Linked DNA regions of Homo sapiens: region 1 is linked to region 2. The links are chromatin loops, found by intact Hi-C in ENCODE. Cell type or tissue: endothelial cell of umbilical vein. All regions are shown on one strand. Each heading gives the region's core, and the rest is flanking DNA. Links, peaks and the distances in the headings are about the cores only.

Region 1 (8,349 bases), core at 336-8,335, 200 kb after region 2:
AGTGCCGCAATAAACATACGTATGCATCTGTCTTTATAGTAGAATGATTTATAATCCTTTGGGTATGTACCCAGTAATGGGATTGCTGGGTCAAATGGTATTTCTAGTTCTAGATCCTTGAGGAATCACCACACTGTCTTCCACAATGGTTGAACTAATTTACACTCCCACCAACAGTGTAAAAACTTTCCTATTTCTCCACATCCTCTCCAGCATCTGTTGTTTCCTGACTTTTTAATGATCACCATTCTAACTGGCATGAGATGGTATTTGTGGTTTTGATTTGCATTTCTCTAAAAAAGTCAGATGATTTTAATGTGCTTTCAGGATTGAGAAACACCATCATAAAGCAGTGGTTCTCAAAGTGTAGTATGGCCACATTTGTATCTCCTGGAAACTTATTGGAACTGCAGGTTCTCTGGTCCAACCTTGACCTTCTGGATCAAATACTCTGGGGGAAGAGCCCCCAGTAATTTTTAGTAATATTCAAGTTTGTGAACAATGTCATAATGTCATATAAAGAGCTGTAATTCTTCTACTGATGAATATGAATCAGACTTGTTCGTTAATCAGTCGCAACCAAGAGGATGTCTTGGAGACAAGAACCATATTCTATGTTTCTCCTGTATTCACCTGAAATGTAGATAAATGTGTGAAACATACATTAAGTTATCAATAAATATATGCTGATTAATTTGCTCCTTTGTATTTAAAGATTTTTATGCCTAAAATGACAGAATACTGATTGCTGTGGACTGAACATTTGTTTTCCCCCCTCCAAATTCATATGTTGATATTTTAATCCCAAATGTGATGGCATTTAGAAATAATATTTTTGGGAGGTATCTGGATTTGGATAAAATTGATATTCTAATATGGAGATGAAGAGACCAGATCTCTCTCTCTCTCCCCCATGTGAGGGTAGAGCAAGGGTGTAGCCTTCTGCAGATCTGGAAGTTGGCCTTCACCAGACACTGAGTCTGCCAGCACCTTGAATTTGAATTTCTCAGCCTCCGTAACCATGAGAAATGCATGTTTTGTGTTAAAGCCACTCAATCTATGGTATTTGTAGCAGTAGTCCAAGTTGATGAAGACACTGTTTATGTTCATCCTGTACAGAGCCCTTTGTCTCTTATGTGTCGTGTTTTATGCAGCATCAGAAGTGAATAGACACAGATAAAACCTTGCCATTCATTTATTCAACAACTATTCACTAAGTGTGCAACTATGTGCCAGGTATAATAGATCCTGCGAATACCTCAGTGAACAAAATAGACAAGAATTTTTGCTCTAGAAGAGATAACTCCCTGGTGGAAGAGGCAGAAAATAAGCAACATACATAAAAGCAAAATACATGTATTATATTTGAGAGTTGTATGTATTATAGAAAACAAAGAGTAGGCAGGGTAAAGAGAATCAGGATTAGGGAGGATGGGAAAGGAAGTGGATGGGCCACTTGCAACACTAAATAGTGTTGATAGTATAAGCCTCAGCGTGAAGGTGAGATTTCAGCAGCAGCTAGAAGGAGGTGAGGGAGTGAGCCAAGAAGGTGACTGCATCAAGAACAAAGAAAGGGAACAAAGAAAATAAAGCCTATAAAGTAGGAGCATGTCATTAGTATTTGAAAACCATCATGGTGGCCAGTGCGGCTGTTGGATGGTGAGCAAGTGGAGGTGAGCAGAGAGGAGGTCTGGGAGAAAGCAAAGATTGGAGCAGGGAGGGCCTTGTGGCCATGTGTTGGATTTTTGTCCCTTCCTAGGAGTGGAATGGGAAGCCATTGGAGTGACATGATCAGGCTTACTTTTTAAATGAATTACTGTATTTGCTGGGTGCAACTGGAGTGTGGCAAGGGTAGTAGCAGGGGATAAATCAGAAGACTAGAAGACTTGACAATAATATGGAGAGAAAAATGACTGCTCAGATTAGGATGGCAGCAGACCATCTGGTGTGAATATTCTAGAAATATTTCGAAAATGGAACCAATATAATTTGTTTATGAATCAGAAGAGCAAAAAAGAGGAATTATGTATCATTCTAAGGATTTTGGCTCAAGCAACTGGAAGAATGCCAGACAAACAAATGGTTGGAAATGCAAAAAAAAAAATTATAATAGTAAAACTGTATACATTCAGAGATTATCTTTCTTCTTAAGCCCCAAACTGTCCACTCCTGATGCCAAACGAAAGAACACCAGCCCCTAAGTCACACTGTGTTTGTCTTCATGCCAATTGATTGCTGAGTTTAAGGATCATGGTATCTGTGTCCTTTTAAACTGCTCACAGTACTTTCCCTGAAGGGTGCATACCCAGTAGATTTTTATTCATTTATATACTTAACAAACATTAACCCAGCATCCATCCCCAGGCAATGGGAAGGCACTGGTGATAAATCGCTAACAAGATAAACATGGTGCTGCTAATATGAACCTTATAGTAGACTAGATAATCTGATCACATAGAACCTTTTGTTTCAACTTGAAAATTATTTTATCTCTCTACCTTTCCTGCACTGCCTGAGTAATACCTTAAAAAGGGCAATCTCCCTAATTTGGCTGCTATGGCATGGCTGACCTTAGGAAAGAATACCTGTACAGGCAACAGAAACAAAAATAGACAAATAGAACTATATTAAAATGAAAGGCTTCTGCACAGCAAAAAAATAAAAATAAAAATAAACAATCAACAGAGTGAAGAGATAGTCTCTTGAATGGGAGAAAATATTTGCAAACTACTTATCTGACAGGGGAATAAAACCTATAATACACAAGGTACTCAAACAACCTAGCAGTGAAAAAAAAAGAAAAAGAGAAAAAAGAAAAATCCCATTAAAAAGTGGGCAAAGGACTGAACAGACATTGCTCAAAAGAAGACATACAAACAGGCAACAGGTTTAATACTTAACATCACAAGTCATCAGAGAAATGCAAATCAAAACCGTAATGAGATATCATCTTACCCAAGTTATAAAGGCCATTTTTAAAAAGGCAAAAAATAACAGATGCTGATGAGGATGTGGAGAAAAGGGACCCCTTATATACTGTTGGTGGGAATGTAAATTTGGTTACCCACTATGAAAAACAGTATGGAGATTTTTCAAAAAACTAAAAATAGAACTACCATATGATCTAACAATACCACTATTGAGTGTTTATCCAAATGAAAATAAATGAATATATCAAAGAGATACATATACTCCTATGTTTACTGCAGCACTATTCACAATAGCCAAGATATGGAATCAAGCTAAGTGCCCATCAACCGATAAATCGATAAAGAAAATGTTGTGTGTCTCTGTGTGTGTATATACACAATGGAATATTAGTCAACCATCAAAAATGATGAAATCGTGTCATTTGCAGTGACATGGATGCAACTGGAAGTCATTATTTTCAGTAAAATAAGCCAGGCATAGAAAGGCAAACATTGCATGTTGTTATTCATATGTGGGAGTTTAAAAAGTAGATCACATGGAGGTAGAGAATGGAATGATGGATACTGGAGGTTTAGAAGGGTATATGAACTAGGGATGGGGGCGATGAAGACAGACAGGTTGATGGGTACAAACATACAGTTAAATAAAAGGAATGCATCCTAAGGTTTGATAGCAGAGTGGAGTAATTATTATTAACAAAAAGGTATTGTGTTCTTCCAGATAGCTAGAAGAGGTGACCAGAAGTATACCCAATGCATAGAAATGATAGTCAGGTGATGGGTACCCTAAATATGCTGATTTGATCATTGTCCATTCTATGCATGTAACAAAATTTCACATGTACCCTATAAATATGTACAAATATAATGTATCCAAAAACTAAAAAGTAAAAAATATCTGTAGAATTAACCTAAGCATAGGCAATACTATGTTTCTTTATATGAGACAGCATAGAAAAAGGTAACAAACATTCTGTGAATCCATTAAGAAAAATGAGTAACACAAATGTGTCTAAAACAAGTCAGGCCAATGACTTCACTCTTTTTGAAAAAGTACTATGCATATGAAGAACGTAAATATGTCTTACATGGATACAGTAATATAGAGACTTTACAAAAAGATTTGACCTACAAGCCTTTTCATTTTACGTTTTTTCTTTTTCTTTTTAAAACTAATGTCTTAGCCCCAAAAAAGGAAGACCATAAGTTACATTTAGGATAATGCACTGATTTATTAAAAAGATCATTTGTGCTTTCAATAAGGCTTTTTAATGAGTCCATGGATATTAGCAAAATTATTTTCATGAAAAGCCAAAGGAGTTTGCTGACAGATCTAAATTTCCTAGGTGACGGAAAGTGTTACATGGTTTAAAAGGCCAATGCCAAAAGGCTATCATTAAGAATTTTTATTTTTTACAGCTACAAATCTACTTTTTCCACATTAAGTTTTAATTGTGATTTCACCTACCCAAAATGGGTCATGAAATAATTTGATGAATTAGATATACTTTTTCCATCATTTGATGAGATTTTTCTATTCTTTAGCTCAGAGGGCCCTTTTGATGCAGAAAGAGAAAATTAAATTATTACATTTTGAACCTTCTTTTAGGGAAAAGTTATATGCCTAAGGGCCATACCCATAGAGAAATTATGAGTTCTCAGAATATTTTCACAAGACATATTCCCACGTCTTCATTTCTTCCCCACCCTCAGCAATAACAAAAACAAAACAATAAATCTTGCGGAAAAACACTGTCAGAAGCACAATTTAGCCAGTTCAAGTAGAATATATTTATGGCACTACAGACTTCCTTAGAAAAATTATTTTACAGTATCAGTTTAACAGTCATGCTTCTGCTCCAGGAAGAACTACCCAAGAAGCTCACTAGCTTGGAGTGCCAGCCGGTGGGTCAAAACCCTTGGTGACATGCCAAACATGTGCAGAACATCATGATTTTCACCACGGGACGTCAGGGGAAATGTGTGGTTTTGTGTGAATGTGCTTCCAGTGAATATAGAAAATTCAGGAAATTCAAATGCATTTGATAGAGAAGATATGTAGCAGAAGCGAAAGATTTTCTAGGAGAGATTACTACATGAAAGCAGGCCTAGGGTAATCTTTGAAATGAAAGAAGGTAAAATTGGTTCTGACTATTTTGGGAGATACTGACATGGTCCATAGCAATAACTTACACATTATTCATAATGCATGTAATTTTCAACCGGAGTTTTTAAAGGATACAGGCCATTGCTTTTATAACATGATGCAGGTATGTATGCATGTTTGTGTCTACATATGTGTGTAGTATATACCAACTGGAACAGATGTACAAGAGTTAACTGATAGAAGGATCCTGAAACTTTTTAGATGGAGAGATAAAGTTGGGGCTATTGTGGAAAGAAGAACACAAGTCTAATTTGCATGGTTTATGTCCTTCTAAAGCTGAAAATCCTCTCTGATTCCCTAAACTCACTTTCAAAGGACTCTCTCTGCTTTGCTAAGGCACATTATGCTTATCCCCAAATTACGCTATCTTCAAAGTTATTACTTGAGAGAAGAACAGATGCCAAACACACACACACACAAACACATACACACAAATTAACTTCCAAATAACCCATTTTCCTTCACAGATGAAGTACATTTTTTTAAAAAAAAGTTGAATTTTTGAATGGCATTCAATGTTCTACTCACGTATTAAGAGTTCTGAATATCTTGCCAAGCACATAAACCAAATTGTATTGGAACTGTAACACTTTAATAAGAAGTCTCAGATATTACCTCCCTCCACCCCCACATGACAGGACTCTCATTTATTGGAACTGTTACCAATCTGCCAACTCTCTCTTTTTCTAAATGTTTATAAACCTTCATCTTCTCAGTGACTCTCTTCTTGCGTTTGCATTTTATTCCTTAAGAATCCATTCTCTGGATCTTCCAATTTTTTTTTCTTTTTTGCTACCCTTTTCTTTTGCCATCCCGTACCCCCCACCTAATGTCACTTAAGAATCATCTACCTCTTCGAGACATTGCCAGTTTTATCACTAGGACAAGGGCCTTAGATGAAAAGATCATTTTCTTAATTCAAATGCAGTGTTATTACGTTAGAGTTACAGCCAACTATAGTGAACTTCTTTTCATACTGACCATCTTTTTTATTGTGTCTGTCCCCTTTCTCACTCTCTCAAAAAAAAAAAGTTAGTGTTTATAAGAAGTGGTGACAGGTTTGGAGAAGATGAATTTCATAGTATTGTGAAAAAGAACAATAAGAAAAGAAACATTGCAGTCTTTGTTTTTACTGACTCTCCAGAGAATACCTGAAATAAAATGAGGTATGTTTAAAAAGCACACTATGTCAATGGTTCTGTCTCGTTAGTTCAGAAAAACATTTATAAAGCAGAAAAAGTAATTTTTTCTTCTTAAGGCAGTACTATCTTAAGGAGTACTGTTTCTTCGCAAGAAATCAGAAGTATGGGCTCCATGAAAGGTGTCCTGACTTTTCTAGCCAAAATGGATTTAAGAGAAAGCTGGAGGCCTCTCATCCTACCCACAAGTCCCTCGGTCTCCCTCCAGGGAAGCTGTGAAGGACTTCATTAAAATTCCTGAGGGTTCTTAGAGCACAATTTGAGACAAGCAGTATTAAGGCATGCTAAACTCTGAAAGGTAACGTTTATGATGTGGGAATATCTCCCTATGATATATTCTTATTTGGCAATTGCTTAAAATTATTACTTGAACATCTCTGGTTCAAAAGTAGAAATATCTAAAGAAAAACATGGCATTATAAACAGATTTGCCTATCAGATTGTATGTTAATATTTCAGAGAGGCTTAGAAACTAAGTAAAAACTATATCTCATTTCCACATTGAGCTATAGCCTATTTAAATAGCAATGGTAAAATGCAGTTGGTTTCCAAAAGTATCAGTTCAACTGTGGTTCTCCTAGGACAAATGTACAAGGACACCACATGCTAAGCAGCAGATCCTCTTGCGGAAAGAAGTTTTGCACCTGGTTTTATTTTGGCGCCACATACCACTGGTAATTTCCATCATTCTTATAAATGTCATCTTCCTGGAGATCACCAGAGAGAATGAATGATGGGTCTACTTCTATGATTCAAATAGCACTAATTAAGTTTTAGTCTTTTTGTAGACAAGCTTTGTCTTTAAGTCAAAATTTCCTTCATTTAAGTTAGCTTCTTTCACTCTGACAGGAAAAATGTGGTTTTCTTATTAGGGTTTCAAAAAATTTAACACATTTTCTTCCTATCATTTGCTTTTTTCTATGTTTGTTTTAAGACAGGGTATCACTCTGTCACCCAAGCTGGAGTACACAGACAAGATCACGGCTCACTGTAGCCTCTACTTCCTGGGCTCTATTGATCCTCCTGCCTCAATCTCCTGTGTAGCTGGAACTACATGGGTATAGCTGCGCACCACCAAACCCAGCTAATTTTTTTTTTTTTTTTAGAGACAGGGTCTTGTTATGTTGTCCAGGTTGATCTTAAACTCCTGGCCTCAAGTGAGCCTCCTACCTTGACCTCCCAAAATGCTGGAATTATAGGCATAAACCACCATGCCTTGCCTTTTTGTATTTTTCTGAAGATCTATAGTTCTGGGTGCTGGATGAATCTTTGAATGGTTGCATGTTGTTCTCAGTATAAAATCAAAGGCCTCTAACTTTATTTCAACTAAGTTTGGACAAAAATACCTATACCATAAACAGATTATCTATTGTATTTGTAGTGCGAATATTTGCCTCGACAGTTTGGTGCACACCTGAGCCCAATATACTAGACTACACTTGTCCCTTCCTTATGGAGGTTCTAAATCAAATGCCTTCTCACATTTTATAAGCCATTTGAGAATCATGTTCTTATTAAACATTCTCTGTCTATCATGCTCACTCTGTTTTCCAGCCCTATAATATTCAGACAGTAGCTCTCATATGATGCATACCGTTCAGGGAAAGAGAGTCATGTCCTCACTTAAATATGTCAAAAGTTGCTGTTGATCAAGATTTAACAACACGAGTTTTCTGTGTGTAGAAAACCAATTTGGTAACTACGTAGTAAATCTTGACTAAGAACATCAGTGGAAATTATAGTTAAAGAAATGAGTTATTTATTTTAGTTTGTGTAAGACTTAACAAATTATTAGTTTATCCACTTTTGGAAAAGGGAATGGGAATTCCAAAGAAATATAATCTTTCCTGTGAGATAGTATTAAAAGAGCTGTGAAAATGGATTATGTAGGCAATGCTCATTTCTCACCATTTTTATGAGAATTTTGTATTAGTTTTAATAATTGATAGTTACAAATTAGAGGTAAGGGCATCTAAAATGCCAGGGAGATATTGAATTAACTAACTTTTGCCTTTCTATGTTCTCCAGGGACAACATATTTCAATATGAAACT
Region 2 (8,349 bases), core at 44-8,043:
GGTTAAGGCATTATGACCAAACAATATGCTTGATATTTCTGTTGCAGAAAAAAAATAGTTTTGACAAAGTATTCTCTACTGGCACTACTTTATCTTGGCTCCCACTTCCTTTCCTGAAGTTATTTTTTTCTTAGATGGTATTATTTTCTTCCTTGATTAAAAATTCTCTCTTATCACTAATTGCTTTTTATGTGATTGCTAGGTGACAGGTTTGTGATATTATTTAGTCACAATATTGATATTAAATTAGTTTTTATTATTTTTTTTTTGTAGAAGTGAGATCTCACTACGTTGCCCAGGCTGGTCTTGAACTCCTAACCTCAAGTGATCCTCCCATCTCAGCATCCCAAAGTGTTGGGATTACAGGTACGAACCACTGCGCCTGGCCAATAAGTTCTTTAAGCATGCTCTCGAAAGTGTGTTTTGGGATCTCCAGTGGCTATTTAAATATTTGTGCTTGGCTTGACATCTTTTGAACACTAATGTTGCATTAGAGGAATTTGGTACATTAGACGTCCTGCCTACACAAGCTAGAAGCCCTTCTTTTCATAATGTCCTTCAAAACAGATTTTAGAAAAAGGTCCAAGGCTCTTTCAATTAGACAAATGCACATAAGAGTCTGATTCAGGTGACAGTGATGTGAGAAAAAGGATGCTGGGTAGAATTTATCTGGGAAGATACAAGTTATGATGAAGAGAGGTCTGGCTGTCAGAGCATCCTATGGCTGGAGCTGGCTTTGGGAGTCCCAGGGTTTGAGCTTGGAGGTGGCTGCTGGAAGGTCTCCACTGGAGTAGCCTGCAGTCTAATCTAGGAACTGGAATCTCTAGTCTTAAAAAGTCTTGAGTCCTTGCAGAGGCTCAGTGAGCTGCCTCTATCCATATATATATATATATGACATTATATATAGCTAAAGTGGATATTCTTGTAAAACCAGCACTAAGAGATAACCAAACTTTCAAACACTGACTTTCAATTCTTATTTTGATATCCCATGTAGCTGTTAATAGAAAGAAGCATAGCAGATGTTTTCCCTTATATGCCAACCATTGCTTTAATCTATTTTCTACTCTCCTTGTTTAATCATCAACCATTACCTTTCATATGGTGGATACTCAATAAATACTGAATATATAAACTCTCTTATTCAAACCTTATGATATAAAGCAAATTATCTGTGTCAAGTGCTTGAGGGCAAAGCAGCATTAAATTTATCATAAGTAGAAAATATTGCCTTAGAACTTAGTGGACTGAAAGTGCCTTGAGGGAGGAAGTAGAACAATCAGATGAGAAGAGAGAAGGTAGGTAATAGGAAAGAGGAAATAATAAGAAAAACTTGTTTATGATCCACAAATTCTCCTTTAGTTATGAACAAAAGGAAAAAATGCTTTTTCATAAGCAATCGAAAAATAAATGTTGCCATTTAAATCATTTCTGTGAAAGCAAAGATGTCATTTAAAATTTAATAACACTTGTCCAGAATATTGTTTTATTATTTTTACAATAAAGTATGGAAAATGTAATAACAAAGGATAAAGTAATAAATCAAGTTGCCAGCATGATAAAAAAATTATTAGAGCGATATCAAATTTAACTGGACTCTCATTTAATGGGGTGATAGAAAGCTAATAAAAATAGTTTTGAGGCAACAGGCAATACGTGACTCCAACTCACACAACTTTAATAGTCAGGAAGAAGGGGTCTGGTTACACAAAATAATAATATGTGTCATTTTCCGCAACTAAAATTTCATTGTCTGAGACTTGTTTGGGATTGTGCTCTAATTTAGTAACGCTTATTTTAATTGTATTTTTGCAATGAAGTAGACTTCACTTTCTGTCAAGTGTCATCAATTCAGTTTTCAAAGCTGTATGTCTCCACACACACCTACCTATACTAGTACTAGTAATAATAAAATAAGAATTCTTCAGAATGAGAGAATAACTGGGTCAGAATGTTATTCTGTTGAAACTGCATCATTTTCCTACACAAGTGAAAATCAGCAAGGTATTGTGACATACAAGTGCCAATATATTGAAGGTATAGAATCAAATACTTTTAGAGGTTCAATGCACTTTAAAGGTCATCCCCAATTTTCTACTCCCTTAGGAATCTTTTCAATAACATCTCTGGCAGATGACTGTATAACTGTAGTGGTAGTATTAAGTATCCATTTGTTTACTTAACAAAATAATTATTGGTCTTTTTGCATGCTACAGACATCATGCTAGGAGGGTGTTTGCTAGATATCATATGCCACATGTTGTGGAGGCCTATCTTTAGAATGTTCTTCCCACTCTACAGTGGGGTAAAATTCAAACTTTATGACCCATCAACAGCCATGCATTTTTTAAAATTAATCATTTAGTTAAAATTTCTATGTATATTACGCTTCATGATCCAAATAACTAAATTTAATTGTTAGGTAGAGAAATTCTTATAGTTCCATTTAATTACACTTTTTTATCAGAATAGTAATCTTTATTAAAATATCAAGGCTTATCAATGTAAAGAACACCAGGTCAGGCATGGTGGCTCATGCCTGTAATCCCAGTACTTTGGGAAGCCAAGGCAGGTGGATCAATTGAGCCAAGGAGCTCAAGGTTGCAGTGAGGTATGATCTTGACACTGCACTCCAGATTGGGCAAAATAAATAAATAGATACATTTTTAAAAAAAAATTTAAAAACCCATTTAAGAGAGGATATATACTGAGCAAAGTAAATATCTAGGGTACACTTTATCTTCGTATTCTTAACTGTTTTTTAACAATGTGCTGTAATTCCCAATCATGTTTCACGAAGAGATTTCCCTCTTCTATAGGTTAATCAAAATATAACATATTTTCTTAACTTTGAATTACAAGTCTCTCTTGAATTTAAAACTGATGCAGAGCTTATGCAACTCCTTTGCCTTCTGCCATGATTATGATGCCTACCCAGCCATGCTGAACTGTGAGTCCATTAAACCTCTTTCCTATATAAATTACCCAGTCTTGAGTATGTCTTTATTTGCAGTGTGACAACAGGCTAGTGCAATATATGCAAAGTTTCTGGCACATATAAAATTAAAAGTATCAAGGCATGGAACACTGTGGATAGTATATAAATGTGTTTTTAAAAGCCCTTAATTTTTAATGGACCTAAATTTTCTGAAAGAATACTAGGCGGAAGGGAAGATTACACACATGTACACAAACACACTATGAAATGTTTAAAATTTAAAATTTCTCTAAAGGGTTATCATTTAAAGCAAAAAAGGAACAATATTGTATTGTAGCATTAAAAACATATTTAGAAGACGTAAGAAGAGCACAAAGGACAGGAAAATGTTAAATGGGATTACGCTGTTGCAAATTTTACACATTGTTTCACTGTAGATAAGCAAAATATGCATACAGTAATCTCTAGGGAAGTCAAAGAGAGAAATGTTATAAAAAGGGTATCTCAAGAATTTGTAAAGGAAATACAAATAAAATACTAGAAAAACATATTACTCATCAAAAAAGGGCAGATAAAGATCTGCAGAACAAAATATATATTAGTATTTGGAACAAATATCAATACTTAGAATAAATGGAAAGAAAAGAAACACTCCAATTAAAAGACTTTGATTATAAGACTGAATTAAAAAAACAAGGTCTGCCTATATGCCATCTAAAAGGAATATTAAATAAAAAAGACAAAGACTGCGTTAAAATAAGAGCTTGAGGAAACTTCACTTTGAGAACCCTAAGCATAAGAAAGTAGAAGTAAGTATATTAACATCAAAGTCTAGTGTACTTCATGACCAAAAATATTGTCAAAAATCTGTGTGCTCACAATAATAGACTTTCAAAATACAAAAGCAAAATTAATAAACGTAAAAGAAAAATTAAAATGCCCAAACAACTGGAAATATTAACACTACCCTCTCAAAAATGGATAGGACTCATAAAAATCAATGCAGACATGATATTTTTGAACAGCTATAAATCTTAATTGACATTGATAGAACACTACATCTAACAGTTGAAGAATATATATTATTTTCGAGTGTGCATTAAACATTCACCAAAATAGACAAAATGCTTTGTCATAAAACATAAGATCAAAGAATCAAAATAATACAGAGTATATTCTCTGAGCACAACAACATTGATTTAGAAATCAGTAGAAAAGACATATACTCTGAGTATCTGTAATAATCCATGGCTCAATGAAGAAATCTAAAGAAAAATTAGAAGATCTTTTTAGTGTTCTGCTAAAATGGTGTTTAGAGTAAAATTTTTAGATTTAAGTGCCTGTAGTAGAAAGGAAAATGCCTGGGTAGAAAAGCAGTGATCTAAATATCCACCATAAGAAGGTAGAAATGTGTGAATTTTTTTAAGCAGGTAGAAAAATAATAATAAACAATAAGATCTCATCATACTGTACCCCATAACATGCCCAATTAGTATATGTCAATGAAAACTAAAATACACATAAAAAAGAACAAAATCAATCTATAGGTCAATGATGAAGAAAAATAACGAACAAAATTAATGCTAAGGCCAATAATGAAGAAACATTTTTTTAAATGGAATATTGGTTCCTGAAAAAGATTGATAAACTTCTAGAGAAACTGATCAAAGTTAAAGAGAAAGAGAAAAAAAACTAGCAAGAAAATACAAAATGACAATATCTAGAATTAAAGAAATGGGTATAATTAGAAAGCTTTCTTATATTAAAATGGTGATAAGGAGTATAAACCACTTAGTGTCAAAAATTAGAAAATTTGGATAAAATATTGAAAACAAATCTCAGGACCAAGGCTTTATCTCTATTCCTTCTGAAACATTAGTGAGCTCAAAAATCACTCTGAGGTTCTTGTTAAAATGCAGATTTTTATTCAGAGTTCTAGAGTGAGACTCAAGATGGTGCATTTGTAACAAACTCCCATTTGATACTGATGCTGATAAAGTAACTATACTATATGAGAAGAGATATCCACTATGCTCTTACAATCCTTTTGTGTATTGAATGAATTTGTAAGCATAAAGGACAGTTTGCTTTGATCTGGAATCCAGGGAAGGAGCACCAAAGACATGGGATATTGACTTTATAAGTATTTGAATGGTCACCAGGTTGTAACAGGCACCTGGGTACAAGGAGAAGAATCTACGTATTACTTGGAGAGAAATGAAAATAAAATTCTAAAAACACGTAAACAAAAAATCCACAAAATACACTACTTCACAAGCTTCATGCATCCTTCTTGAACTGGATCCTACTGATTCCAAGCCAGAAGGGTGAAGATACCTAAGCTAGAAGAGAAGCTATGATATAACTTTGATAATGGGTATAATGGAAACCTGTACCTCTTTTTGTTTTTTCTCCCTTTTAATAATGGAGGTAAATTTTCAAAAAAAATACTAAAAATAGCAAAAATAATACAATTAAGTAAAGATCACATTTAAAAGGGCCCTTGATTTGCGGGAAAAAAATCAAGTGTAAAATTTTTCTTGCTATAATAATCTTTTAGGCTATGTCATTTTAGTGAAAAAATGTAATTTGACAACGTTAAAAGAGAGTCACTAGTCTTCAAAAATAGTTAATCTTCAAAATTACAACTAAGGTACTTTTCTCATTTAAAAGCTGCACAGTCAATACAAAGTGTGTTTTGCCTCATATTAACACTGTGTGTCTCTAAAGCTCAGCATAAAGCATGTACAGATCAAACTATTTTCTCTTTGATTTATATTTTTATTTCAGTAATATTTTGCATTCTATTCTGATTAATTGTAAATAAGCACCGACATCTAAGTTAGGATAATGTTGCTTGAAAAACCTTAGAAATTTACTAAGATAAAATAGCAGACAAAAAGTAACCAATTATATCACAGAGCATCATAAAATAGCTACTTGGCTTTTGCAGCATGCTAATTTCTTGGACAGTGGATTTAATTCAGAGTGTGGTCTGAGGACTGAAGTTCCAGAAAATCACCTTTATAAGCAGACTCCAAATTAATCAGGCCCTCAATTTTGTAGGATATGTGTGCACAAAGCAGAATATTAAAACATAGAGATGGTAGATGTTTTTTCCTCCTGAATGTATTTCACTGTCTGATGTGGCACATGCCTTTCCTGGAATCATGATTTCTAAGAACCTGAATTCAGAGCCTTAAGATGACTTACTGCATGAACTCAGAGCACAGGAAACTGGGCTAAAGGGTATGTTAGGCCATGGAAAATCCTGGTGATGTCTGTCATCACAGGATGTGCCTGTGTAGTGATTAGAGGGCTGTGTAGTAAAGTTTGCATTACCCTAATCTGGTGTCTCTACCTATAGACTTTGTTAGATAAACACTGATGATTCTTCCACTGCCTTTGCTTCATGTTGCTGATCTCCACGCAGACCAAGCACCTTCCTCCTGTTCACTCATTTTTTTCTTCAGGCACTGTGGTAGGCAGAAAAGAAATGGCCCCTAAAGATGCCCACATCCTCTCTCCTGGAACCTGAAAATATGCAATGCTCAGTAGCAAAGGGAAGGTAAAGTCACAGATGGAATTAAGGTTGCTAATTAACCAACTTTAAGATAAGGACTATTCTAGATTCTAGGTTATCCAAGTAGGATGAATGTGATCACAAGGGTTCTTAAATGTGGAAAGGGGAGGCAGAAGAGTTAGTCTCAGAGTGAGGCAGTATGAGGTGACTAGACTGGCCATCACTGGCTTTGGAGGTGGTAGGGGACCAGGAGCCTAGAAATGCTAGCAGCTTCAAGAAGCTGAAAAAGGCGAGTAAATGAATCCATCCCTCGAACCTCCAGAAAGAAATCTGCCCTGCTAACACCTCAGTTTTAGTCTAGTGAGACCCATTTCAGACTTTTGACACTGAGAACTGTGAGATAACAAATTTGTGTTGTTTCAAGCTGCCCAACTTGGGGTCACTTGTTACAGCAGCCAATAGCATGGGCATATTATTATGTCCTGTTGCTTTACTTTTGTCTTAGGAAATATCTTGTATTTTAAAGGGGTTTTTACCACTGAGAATTTCATCCAGTGTGAGTTGTCTATAATGAAGACCAACTTATTGATGACTTACCTTACTGTAGTTTTCTATATATTGACAACAAAAGCATGGGATATGGAGTAAAATAGTTGGAGTTCCAACTCTGGTTTTTCACTTGATGGTTCTGAGTTCTCTAATCAATTTGTTTTAAAGACTATCAATTTCCTAAACCACTATGTTTACTCAGCTGTACGTAACTGACCTGACACATAGGATGTTTTGAAGTTCAAATTGGAGAATGATACATAATTAAGATAATCAACTTGTTTTCTTAATTTACAATGATAGACATTAAGACTGAAAGGGAATACTATTTAGAAGCTGACTAGCTTAGCAGGAGATATTTGCCCTATACCACTGTTTTTAAAACTCTGCCACTAGGCCGGTTGCGGTGGCTCTCGCCTGTAATCCCAGCACTTTGGGAGGCCGAGGCAGTCGGATCAAGAAGTCAGGAGATCGAGACCATCCTGGCTAACATGGTGGAACCCCGTCTCTATTAAAAATACAAAAAATTAGCCGGGCATGGTGGCTGGCGCCTGTAGTCCCAGCTACTCAGGAGGCTGAGGCAGGAGAATCTCTTGAACCCAGGAGGCAGAGGTTGCAGTGAGCTGAGATCGCACCACTGTACTCCAGCCTGGGTAGCAGAATGAGACTCCATCAAAAAAAAAAAAAAAAGCCCTCTGCCATTAATTTTGGTGGGAAGCTTGGTTGAGATAGGCAAAGGTTGAAGGAAGGGAGAGGTTGGGTGGTGAACTAATTTACTCCTTACCCACACTCGATTTAAACCAAAGCAATACCAATCTGTGTAAAATAGAATTTGAAGTAAAGGGAGAGGGTTCAAAAAAGTTGAGAACGCTTGCACCGTATTATGTGCAAATGCCAGGTCCATGTAACCTTGAATAGTTCCTCTGGCCTGTCTATGTGAACATTTGGAGATGCACAGTTCCTATAAGCAGGTGCATAGAAACAGAAGGGTACATATTTGCATATAGGATTAAAAGAAATGACTTCCGTAAAACGTCTAGCACAGAGCTACAGAGTGTATTTTTAATACATTACAGTTCTTGAGTAAAGATGATTATTTGATAACACTAAGTGATATGAAGCCAAGAAATGTAGTAGTGTTCGAATCCTTTCCACCTCCCTTACTCTTGGGTTCTGACTTTAGAAACTAAGTAATTCCAGGACATAAGTGAAAACACATTTCAACTGCCCTCTATTATACTTACTTGGTAAATTAGCCTGCGCATTATTTTTAAAATAAATTTTGTTCTATTGCTAAAATGCCTTCTCTAGAAAGTTTCTGTCTGTTGAATTCATTATT

The links. Hi-C counts contacts between places; a loop is a spot of excess contacts. Peaks named below come from ENCODE experiments on the same cell type or tissue, not always from the same donor. Only the 100,000 strongest peaks of a DNase experiment are listed, where the experiment ranks them.
Region 1: it touches region 2 in a loop (5-fold over the local background); 2 of 110 quality-filtered maps call a loop at or near these places.

Annotation. Positions count from the first base shown.
Region 1 is chr2:40,958,726-40,967,074 of GRCh38, reverse strand. All of the region lies in intron 1 of LOC105374497 (a long non-coding RNA gene), which reads left to right. Among named protein-coding and RNA genes, the nearest start is that of LINC01794, 220 kb to the right of the region's middle. In endothelial cell of umbilical vein, for the core only: no CTCF peak of the experiment used is centred there; a DNase peak (open chromatin) is centred at 4,834; H3K27ac peaks cover 1,195 bases.
Region 2 is chr2:41,158,480-41,166,828 of GRCh38, reverse strand. No RefSeq gene overlaps it. Among named protein-coding and RNA genes, the nearest start is that of LINC01794, 420 kb to the right of the region's middle. In endothelial cell of umbilical vein, for the core only: no CTCF peak of the experiment used is centred there; a DNase peak (open chromatin) is centred at 6,198; H3K27ac peaks cover 430 bases.